Regions from separate parts of the Homo sapiens genome. Here region 1 is linked to region 2. Evidence: read pairs that join two places in POLR2A ChIA-PET (ENCODE). Cell type or tissue: MCF 10A. All regions are shown on one strand. Links, peaks and the distances in the headings refer to the core of each region. The heading gives the core; the rest is flanking DNA. Region 1 has its middle 94 kb from the start of SEMA3C. Region 2 has its middle 150 kb from the start of SEMA3C.

Evidence for each region. Peaks named below come from ENCODE experiments on the same cell type or tissue, not always from the same donor. Only the 100,000 strongest peaks of a DNase experiment are listed, where the experiment ranks them.
Region 1: POLR2A ChIA-PET joins it to region 2 with 23 read pairs; 2 of 35 experiments call an interaction of 5 or more read pairs at or near these places.

What each region holds. Positions count from the first base shown.
Region 1 is chr7:81,010,231-81,015,618 of GRCh38, reverse strand. No RefSeq gene overlaps it. Among named protein-coding and RNA genes, the nearest start is that of SEMA3C, 94 kb to the right of the region's middle. RefSeq lists an enhancer at 2,225-2,728. In MCF 10A, for the core only: no CTCF peak of the experiment used is centred there; a DNase peak (open chromatin) is centred at 2,348.
Region 2 is chr7:81,070,717-81,076,104 of GRCh38, reverse strand. No RefSeq gene overlaps it. Among named protein-coding and RNA genes, the nearest start is that of SEMA3C, 150 kb to the right of the region's middle. RefSeq lists an enhancer at 459-1,658. In MCF 10A, for the core only: no CTCF peak of the experiment used is centred there; DNase peaks (open chromatin) are centred at 764 and 2,344.

The DNA.
Region 1 (5,388 bases), core at 312-5,311, 61 kb after region 2:
AATTTTTAAAAATTTAATTATACTTTGTTATTATTAGATCAAATATTATCATAAAGAATAACTTTCCCTCCCTTATCATCCAAAGCTCTTTGGACAGTATGAATTATCAATCATAAGGAAAATTCAGACTAAATTCTTGATTATTTCATTTTAGTTGCTAATTTAAGGAACAGGTGTTGGTGCCAAATTTCTCCAGTGGTGTTGTTCAATGAATTTCTTGATTCCTTTACAATTCCTGCACCCCCAGCCCCACCTTGTTCTCTCTCTCATCTCCACCTCTTTCAATCTCTCATCACATAATAAACTCAGAACCCTATTTTAATGTTTTATATAATTCCCTTAATCATTCTTTCTTATGTTCAAATTATTCTCCTATATTTGAAAAATGTGAGCTATTTATGTTGGTTTCTGTGTCCTTTTACACAAAATAACAGAGTTTGACAGATGCTTGATTATTGACTCACTGAAATTCTCCAGGTTGATTTATATATTTTCTGCCACATGGCTGAAGTCCAGTATTCTTTGCAAAAGCTATAATTCCTTTTAATGAGGAATGGTATTTTAAGGTGATAATATAGATAAGTAGTGTCTATTCCTATTGGGTTGCCATTGCTTCCAGGCATTTGCAATGAACGAAACTGAAAAATAATAATTGCTGTATAATTATATGTTGCAATGTAAATATCCTTGTGCTCATTCTTAGAAGTTATGTTAATTGAGATAATCACATAATTAAATAACATTTAATAAATATACATGTGGAATCTCTATTTCTGGTGATAGAAAATGACTTGTCTAACCTAACCCATGCTGTAGTGGGACAGCAAAGATTTGATTTGGGGTTTTCTAATTCTCAGGTAGATTATTTCCATCCCAACTCTATATCCATAGGGGGTAAAACCATAAAATATTAGCAATAAATTACTGTTTGGCATATTATAATGTTCAGAATAAATAAATATATAGAAGTTGATATAAAACATTTACTTTAATGGAAGACAGAGAGTTCATAACCTCTGTAAAATAATTATTTGATTAAATAATGTCAAGTTATAAACGCAGTTGAATAAGAAATGGAATTGCTGAGTCAAAATTTTACTCTGTCTTGAGTGTGTAAGTCACTAATGAGTCAACAGTTTCCACAGCCGTCAATATGCAAACCATAATGGTGAATAACTTGTTACATCTGAAACTATAATCCTCTCTCCCTGACTCTCTGAATTGTTACTCTTTGTAGATTAGTGCTTTTGAGATTTATTTAGAATGTCTATAATGATACCAAAGCTTTTAATGTCTCTAAAATATGTAAAAATTTGTGACTAATTCCTCCTTTAGAGCATGAATACATGTATCCTTCATAATAAAATATAGCGATATGAAATTTTATATACTAGACATATTTTAGTTTTAAAAATTTTACTCCACAATTTCAAAATAAAATGTTCCTATTTGTAAATACGTAATGTTTTTGACACAATTAAAAAATTTGGATACAATAATTTTAGGAAAATGCAGACCTAATGCATGAGATACAAGCATAGATAAGTTCCCCTCTTATCATCTAAAGTATCTGAATATTAATCTCTATATTTGATTTAGTTATTTGGTTTATATTTAGTTTTACACTAGACCTAGTCCTGAAAAATTAATACATAAAATAAAGATCAAACATAGGTTTGATATGTTTTAATTCACATCTAAAATATAATCTCACCTGAAAATGATTTACAGGGTTTTAAAATCATTTCAATAAGTTCTTATTCACTATCTTAATTCTTTTTTGGCAAAATCCAACTGCCTATTAATGTCCCTTAGCAGAATAAAAGTGAAAAGTCTGTCCAATGGTAACAGTTCCTGAGCCCCATGGATCTGCAACTTTTCAACTTCTGGAATTCTCTTGCTGCCATTGAAGCTTTCACTACTCATCTGACCACAGCACAACCCTATTTCTTCCCTCTCCCCTAACTGGAAAACTAGTGAGAAATAATATTTCAGGTCTCCAATGGATTGCAAAGGAAATTCCTGTAGTCTGTGATCAGTATATTCTTTCCACTCTAAATACTAAGTGACTATATATTTATATGTTTTTGCCATTTTATATTCTAATATAATCTGTTCTCAGATTCAGAAAAACTGGGATTCCTTTCCATTCCAATTCTTTCAGAAATAAGAAATCTTCCACTGGCATAGTGCCTTTGGGTTGCCTATTTAAAGAATTTCACACATATTATAGCAAACATTTTTCATGTTTTTATGGCTTTTATTAAAGCTTATGCAATACTTGTTAAATCACTCAGATTCTGACACTCAAAACAACATGAAACTCTTGAGTCATCAAAACAAATTTACAGGGAATTTCTGAGGTGGCTGCAATAGAGTAGCTGACTAACACTCCCACTGAGAACAACTAGAAAAAAACAGATATAATTACAAAGAGGGAGAGGCTTCGTTTGAAGTCACTGGAAGAGTCGCTGAGGCTATCAGGACTTGAGGGGTCAAGATCCCTCAAAGAGGTCAATCACAAAAGGGTTACCTGACATTCTGTAAGCAGCTTTCATATTTAGATCATTTGCTGGAGAGAGAGATTGAGAAACAAGGCAGAAGCCAAAGCAAAAACACAAAAAGCTGAGAAACAAAATAGCTTTGGTAAACACATGAGGTATGTAGGGAAAATATGGTAGGATCAAGAGACAGAAATTAGTGTGAGGTATCTAGAACTTAAAAGGCAAAATCCAAGAGAGACAGAAGGAAAAAATGGGCTTACAGTTAGCAATACTTCTCTTTAATTTTTTAAATCTATACACAGAGAAAGAGTCTAAAAAAATTAAGAAGAAAAGTAGAGGCTGGGCACGGTGGCTCATGCCTGTAATCCCAGCACTTTGGGAGGCTGAGGCAGGTAGATCACAAGGTCAGGAGATCGAGACCATTCTGGCTAACACGGTGAAACCCTGTCTCTACTAAAAATACAAAAAATTAGCAAGGTGTGGTGGCGGGCACCTTTAGTCCTAGCTACTTGGGAGGCTGAGACAGCAGAATGGCGTAAACCCAGGAGGCGGAGGTTGCAGTGAGCTGAGACTGCGCCACTGCACTCCAGCCTGGGTGACAGAGTGAGATCCCGTCTCAAAACAAACAAACAAACAAAAAGGAAGGGACAGAAAAGAACCTAAGGAAAGTATGGGATGTTATGAAAAGAAAAAAATATATAGTATATGTGTAGAGTCCCAGAAACAGGAGAGAGAGCATAAGGCTAAAACAGTACTGAAAAGCTAATGTCTAAAAATTTTCCAAACTTGGCAAAAGCAGTTATGCTAAAGATCCAAAGATTGTATCCATAGCCTTAATTCAACTATATATAATGCAGAAATTAAAATTATATATATCAAGCAAGATAATTTCACCACATTAATAAAGAGGGAGAAAATGATAAGATAATGGCAAAAGATGAAAATTTTCTTTTGATAAAATTCAACACTATCAATAATAATAAAACTAAGAAAACAATGACTAGAATAGAACTTTTTTTTACCTTCTAAAATATCTACAAAGACCAACAGCAAACATTATACACATTAGTGGTGTGTTGAAAGCTTTACTCTTAAGGTCAGAAATAAAATACCCAGTATCATGTCTATTCAACGTTGTACAAGAAGTCCTAGCCAGTGTAATAAGGCAAGAAAAAGAAATAAAATATATAAATGGTGATAAAAGACTAAAACTACCTTTATTCACAGATAGTAGAATACAGAAAACCTAAATAATCCAGATTCTAAAAATAGAACACATATTATAGACCATAGATTCACATGATCTGTATACAAAAATCATTTTGTATACATTTACAATTTGTTAGATAATGAAATTTAAGAAAGATACCATTCATGAAAGAATCAAGTATCAAATAACTTAGAATAAATTTAATGCTAAATACACAAGCATCTAAACAGAAACTACAAAATGTCACTGACAAATTAAAGAAGGCCTAAACAAGCCAAAGTACATATTGTCAAAATATTTATTCTTCAAAAATTGATGGATAGAAAAAAACTAGTCTTCAACAAAATCCCAGAAGATTATTTTTCATGTTTGTGTGTTTAGAAGTTGGAAAAATGTTTTTAAAACTTGTATCAGAATTCCGTCGGGCACAGTGGCTCACGCCTGTTATCCTAGCACTTTGGGAGGCCGAGGCAGGCGGATCATAAGGTCAGGAGATTGAGACCATCCTGGCTAACATGGTGAAACCCCATCTCTACTAAAAATACAAAAAATTAGCCAGGCGTGGTGGCAGGTGCCTGTAGTCCCAGCTACTCAGGAGGCTGAGGCTGGAGAATGGTGTGAACCCAGGAGGTGGAGCTTGCAGTGAGCCAAGATGGCACCACTGTACTCCAGCCTGGGTCAGAGTGCGAGACTCCATCTCAAAAAAAAAAAAAAAAAACCATATCAGAATTCAAGAATAGTCAATCTATTCTCAAAGTAGAGTAATATTCACTGGTATATATCATTGGATATCTAGACTTATTTTAAACATTCTATTATTGGTGCAAGCAAGACAAATAGGCCAGAATAGAGTTCAGCAACAGACTTTCACTTACAGAGTCAGCTGTCTTACAAAAAGTGCCACTGCAATACAATGGAGAAAAGTAGTCTTTTCAATGCATGGCATTGATTCAGTTGGATATTCACATGGAAAAATGAAATAAACTTTATCTCCAGCATACACCATACACAAAAGTCAATTTCAAATGTTTGCAGACCTAAATGTAAAAGGTAAACAATACGTTTTTAAAACTTTATTAAGATGGGAGAGTAGCTTTCTTTCTTATTTGAAGTAAGCAAACATTTCTTAAGCAGGACCTAAAAGCACTACAAATTAACAAAAAATTAATAAATTCAACCTCACTAAAATTAAATATTTCAGTTCGTCAAAAGATATCACCAAAACTGAAAAAGCCTCAGAGTTGAAGATGTGGCAATATATCAATCTGCCAAAGGCTTGTATTCATAATGCATACACAAAAAACTCCCACAAACCAATGAGAAAAAAAACAAACAGAATCTCTAGTTTAAAGGAAAAAAGAATAAATGATTGATTAGGTACATGACAAAAGATGATATCCAAATGTTCATTTAAAATATTTAAAAAGTGATTTTTAACATCATTACTCATCAAATAATTCAGACTTAAACTACCATGTATCATCATTAAGCACCTAAAAGAATGGCTAAATTTGAAAAAGGCCATGATAAGTTGGTGCAGATTTAAACTATAATACTTTTTATACACTGCCAATAGGAATGTAAAAAGATGAAAATTAGGCTGAAAAACTGTTTGGCAATATTTGCTAACGCTACAAATACACACACCCAACAATTCCATTCCTAGACATACAC
Region 2 (5,388 bases), core at 200-5,199:
TTTGTGACCATAACTAGACAGCTTAGTTTATATTCAAAGATATCTAAAAGACAACAGATGAAGCATTTCTTCACTTATAGCATATACTTTTCTTTCTTCATTTTTTTTGTTCCAACTTTCATTTTTCTTTTTCAGATCTCCACATTCAACAATTCTGATTCTTCCTAAAATCTATTTTCTTTTCCTTCAAAATTTATTTTTCAATTTCTGAGGTTGATTCCAAGTACATAGTTCTACTTTAATTCTTAAATTTTTACAATAAAAATGCATTAATCTTTTGTTGTTAAATATGCCTTGTGAAATACATGTGAGTGAATTTTACTTTTATTAGACATTTTTCACTGCTGATACATGGATTTGGGCATCTTTAACAGAGAAATCATGGGTAAGTAATGACAATTATTTTTAAGTGATCACAAAAGTTTATTGACTGCTTGTAGAGAACCATCCAGGAAAGACTAATTTCAGAAAGCTGGACAAAGAATCAGTGTTGTTGCGCAGGGTAGTATAGTTAATCTATATAAGAATATCCAGCCAAGAAGGAAAGGTGGGAGGTAAGCCTGCTTTGCCACTCACCAACTTTACCATGGAGTTGTACCCACATGGAGGGAAAATTAGTATCATTTTCTATTTTACACAAAGATTCCAGGCAGTCATCAAGATGTTCCACTGTGGACTGCATCCACCTGGAAGAGGAGCCAGAGAGCAATTAAGCAAGTCACGGTAGATCAGAAAGACTCTGACTCCAGAATTTGGAATGTACAAAACCAGCACTATTGAGTAGGTGGTTGATTCAGAATAGCTGCTATCTGACTTATTCTTTACATTTCCTTCCAGATGCAGATGTTCCACAGTCACAGGTACTCCTTATGGAGTGACTTCAGTCAGACGACCATTGTTCAATCTTGCTCCAGACTGAGGCAGAAATAGTCATTCTGTGGTAATCTCTTAGTCTCCTAGATGTACAGGAGAGTGAGGGCATAAATGCCCAGGGATACAGATCCATGAAACCCATGAGATTATATGTCAGGTCACGCCAGTGAATATTTTCTTATGGGTGAGGAAAACTTGTGACTTTACCTTTTAAGGTCAATGTCAGGTTAATGGCTTTCTTATTCCTCCCTTGTAGTATATAAGGAACTTCTCATTTTATTCAGGCAAAACAATAAAGACAAGGTCTGGGTTTTAGTCCCTGCTGCACACCATTCCAACATTGATCTTCATGGTCTGAAAAGCATGAGAATCAAATATTGTTCCGCTCAGAAAGTCCCTCATAGTGTCCCTCTTCACTGGCCACAAGGTTGACCTCAAGGATCATTGCTAAAATTCCCAAGGTCAGAGCCTTCTGGGTCTACCCTGCTCAGATCCTTCCCAAGGACCCTCAGGTGCACACATTCTTTGCTTCAGGGTGGCTGAGTTAATGCACAACCATCTCAATAATCACCAGGAGTCAAGTTAATCTCTTCTCTTCCTGAGTCAAAGGGCCTCCGACTTCTGCAAGGATCATCCACCCATGCAGCCTCAAAAATTTAGGCTTTTCAAATTAGATGCCTGGGAAAGATGCCTTCAGGGAGCTACTCCACCGTTTAGCCATAAACACAAGCAATTCATCGCACCTAAGACAGGAAAGCCCAGAACTCAGGTACATGTAGGTGGGAGTAACAATCACATTTAAATCTTTTTTGCTGATGAGAAAAAAGTCAATTATATATCCTACATCAACCATAATAATAATCATAATTATAACAGCATTCTGCTCCACTAAGTAACAAAACTGCTAAAAAAAACAGTGCAGTGAAAATAGCATTTGAAATGGGCTTTATGAGTGATATGTGCATGTGTACATTTAGGTTTGGAAAATATAATATTGCATTTTGAATTGGAATTTTGAATTTTTTGACAGTCTGCCAAATAAATAAGTCAAGTTCTATGAACTCAGCATGAGCTCCAAATTGAACAAAAACTAAGAATACATGAATACAGTAGGCATGTTAATAAAAATGGTTAGTTTCTTTTGCATTCTTTTGCAATGCTAAGCCATGGAATTTTTAAAAACAATTTCCAAGTTTGTGATGTGAAAGCATAAAGTGTGTTCATAAGTTACCTAGTAATGACAGAGGGACTGGAGGGAGAAATATTTCACATAGAGAACGTGTGTTGAATTTCACTAGGATATGTGTTGGATTTTTCACTGGTTTTTGCTAAATGCAACAACGTGTTCGCTGAGTAAAACCAGTGACGGAACCTTGAGTCAGTGGGGTTGTCAGACTGGGAGGGGCCAGGTGCTAGCTATTAATAGATCCCCTGGGAGCTGAGGATGGAAACAGGTGGCCAGGACAGGTTTCAACAGCAGCGAGTACAACGTCATCAACAAGAAAAACATGTTTTGGCAGGGAGACCCACCTCTCTGTGGCAGGCAAGGTTCTGGGAATAGGCCAAGAGTAACAGAGAAATCTCAGATAGGTGGAGGTTTTGTCAACTGGTTTTAAAGCCCAGACAAAATTCTCTCATGATGGAAAGCAAATAACACCAGTAATAATTTCTTCTTATTGATCACTTACTAAGTGCAAGGCATTCTGGTATTGTTAAAAAACAATCAAGTTGGTATAATTATTGCCATTTATAAATAAGGAAATTGAGACTCAGACAGGTACAGCAACTTGCTTAATATAGAGTAGTCAATGAGTAGGCTTATACGCTTTTTTTTTTTTTTTTTTTTGAGACAGAGTCTCGCTCTGTCGCCCAGGCTGGAGTGCAGTGGCGGGATCTCGGCTCACTGCAAGCTCCGCCTCCCGGGTTCACGCCATTGTCCTGCCTCAGCCTCCCAAGTAGCTGGGACTACAGGCGCCCCCCACTACGCCCGGCTAATTTTTTGTATTTTTTTTAGTAGAGACGGGGTTTCACCGTTTTAGCCGGGATGGTCTCGATCTCCTGACCTCGTGATCCGCCCGCCTCGGCCTCCCAAAGTGCTGGGATTACAGGCGTGAGATATGCTTCTAATTTAATCTGATCTTTTGAAGACTAGTGTCAAAGGGGCTAGGACAGGAGACATGTAATCAACTGAGGGGTCACATTTAAAGGTGTAAAATAGGGATGTGGTTACTACATATGAGCTACAAAGTGGAGGGGAAGAATGTTGTAAATTCCAAGCGCCTTTCTACTAAGCATCTCAAGGTTAATTTTCCAGCCCAAGAAGATCATGGGTTCTTCTCTCCCTGGCAGTAGAAGCTCTTTTTTTTCTTCTTTTTTTTGAAAGAGTCTCGCCCTGTCGCCCAGGATGGAGTGCAGTGGCGGCATCTCGGCTCACTGCAAGCTCAGCCTCCTGGGTTCACGCCATTCTCCTGCTTCAGCCTCCCGAGTAGCTGGGACTATAGGCACCCGCCACCATGCCCTGCTAATTTTTTGTATTTTTAGTAGAGACGGGGTTTCACCATGTTAGCCAGGATGGTCTCCATCTCCCGACATTGTGATCCGCCTGCCTCCGCTTCCCAAAGTGCTGGGATTACAGGCATGAGCCACCGTGCCTGGCCGAAGCTCTTTTATATAAAGTTGATATCTTCCATCATTCATGCCTTCATTAAGATAAAAATATAAATAAGATTGATTCAATGCATGCTTTTAAGGTGATACCGTGTCCGGAATTTGTGGGTTCTTGGTCTCACTGACTTCAAGAATGAAGCCATGGACCCTTGCGGTGAGTGTTACAGTTCTTAAAGGTGGTGTGTCTGGAGTTTGTTTCTTCTGATGTCCAGAAATGTTCTAAGTTTCTTCCTTCTGGTGGGCACGTGGTCTCCCTGGCTTCAGGAGTGAAGCTGCAGACCTTCCTGGTGAGTGTTACAGTTCATAAACGCAGTGCGGCCCCAATGAGTGAGCAGCAGCAAGATTTATTGCAAGAAGTGAAAGAACAAAGCTTCCACAGTAGAAAAAGGGATCCAAGTGGGTTGCCACTGCTGGCTTGGGCAGCCTGCTTTTATTCCTTTATCTGGCTCCACCCACATCCTGCTGATTGGTGCATTTTACAGAGAGCTGATTGGTCTGTTTTACAGAGAGCTGATTGGTCTGTTTTGATGGGTGCTGACTGGTGCATTTACAATCTGAGCTAGACACAAAAATTCTCCAAGTCCCCACTAGATTAGCTAGACACAGAGCACTGATTGGTGCATTTACAAACCTTGAGCTAGACACAGGGTGTTGATTGGTGTGTTTACAAACCTTGAGCTAGATACAGAGTGCTGATTGGTGTATTTACAATCCTTTAGCTAGACATAAAGGTTCTCTGAGTCCCCACTAGATTAGCTAGACACAGAGCACTGATTGGTGCATTTACAAACGTTTAGCTAGACACAGAGTGCTGATTGGTGCATTTATAATCCTCTAGCTAGACATAAAAGTTCTCCAAGTCCCCACAAGATTAGCTACATACAGAGTGCTGATTGGTGCATTTACAAACCTTGAGCTAGACACAGGGTTCTGATGGGTGCATATACAATCCTCCAGCTAGACATAAAAGTTCTCCAAGTCCCCACTTGACTCAGAAGCCCAGCTTGCTTCGCATAGTGGATACCACACCAGGTCCATGGGCGGAGCTGCCCGCCAGTCCCGCACTGCGTTCCTGCACTCCTCAGTCCTTGGGTGGTTGATGGGACCCGGCCCCGTGGAGCAGGGAACAGCGCTCATGGGGGAGGCTCGGGCTGCACAGGAGCCCACGGTGGTGGGGAGGATCAGGCATGGTGGGCTGCAGGTCCTGAGCCCTGCCCTGTGGGGAGGCAGCTGAGGCCCACGAGAATTCGAGCACAGCGCCAGTGGGCCAGCACTGCTGGGGAACCGGGGCACCCTCCGCAGCTGCTGGCCCGGATGCTAAGCCCCTCACTGCCTGGGGCCAGTGGTGCCAGCTGGCCGCTCCGAGTGCAGGGACCCGCCGAGCCCATGCCCACCTGGAACTCGAGCTGGCCCACAAGTGCCGCGCACAGCCCCAGTTCCTGCCCGCACCTCTCCCTCCACACCTCCCTGCAAGCAGAGGGAGCTGGCTTTGACCTCGGCCAGCCCAGAGAGGGACTCCCACAGTGCAAGCGGCGGGCTGAAGGGCTCCTCAAGCACGGCCAGAGTGGGCACCGAGGCTGAGGAGGCGCCAAGAGCAAGCGAGGGCTGCCAGCATGTTGTCACCTCTCAATACCTTCTCTCTGTAGGCCTTAGTAACAGCATGAGTGTAATGAGAGCATAATTTTACACTCTTTTCCTCAATCTTTACAAAGGGGCAGTTTCCTTCGCTCCTATCCATTGGACTAACTTGTCTCTTCAGGTGTCTCCCATTTGAACATCTGCTTTTATTTATCGTGTCGTCATAGACAAGAAGCTTATTTTTCATTGTATTTACTTATTTATAAAACT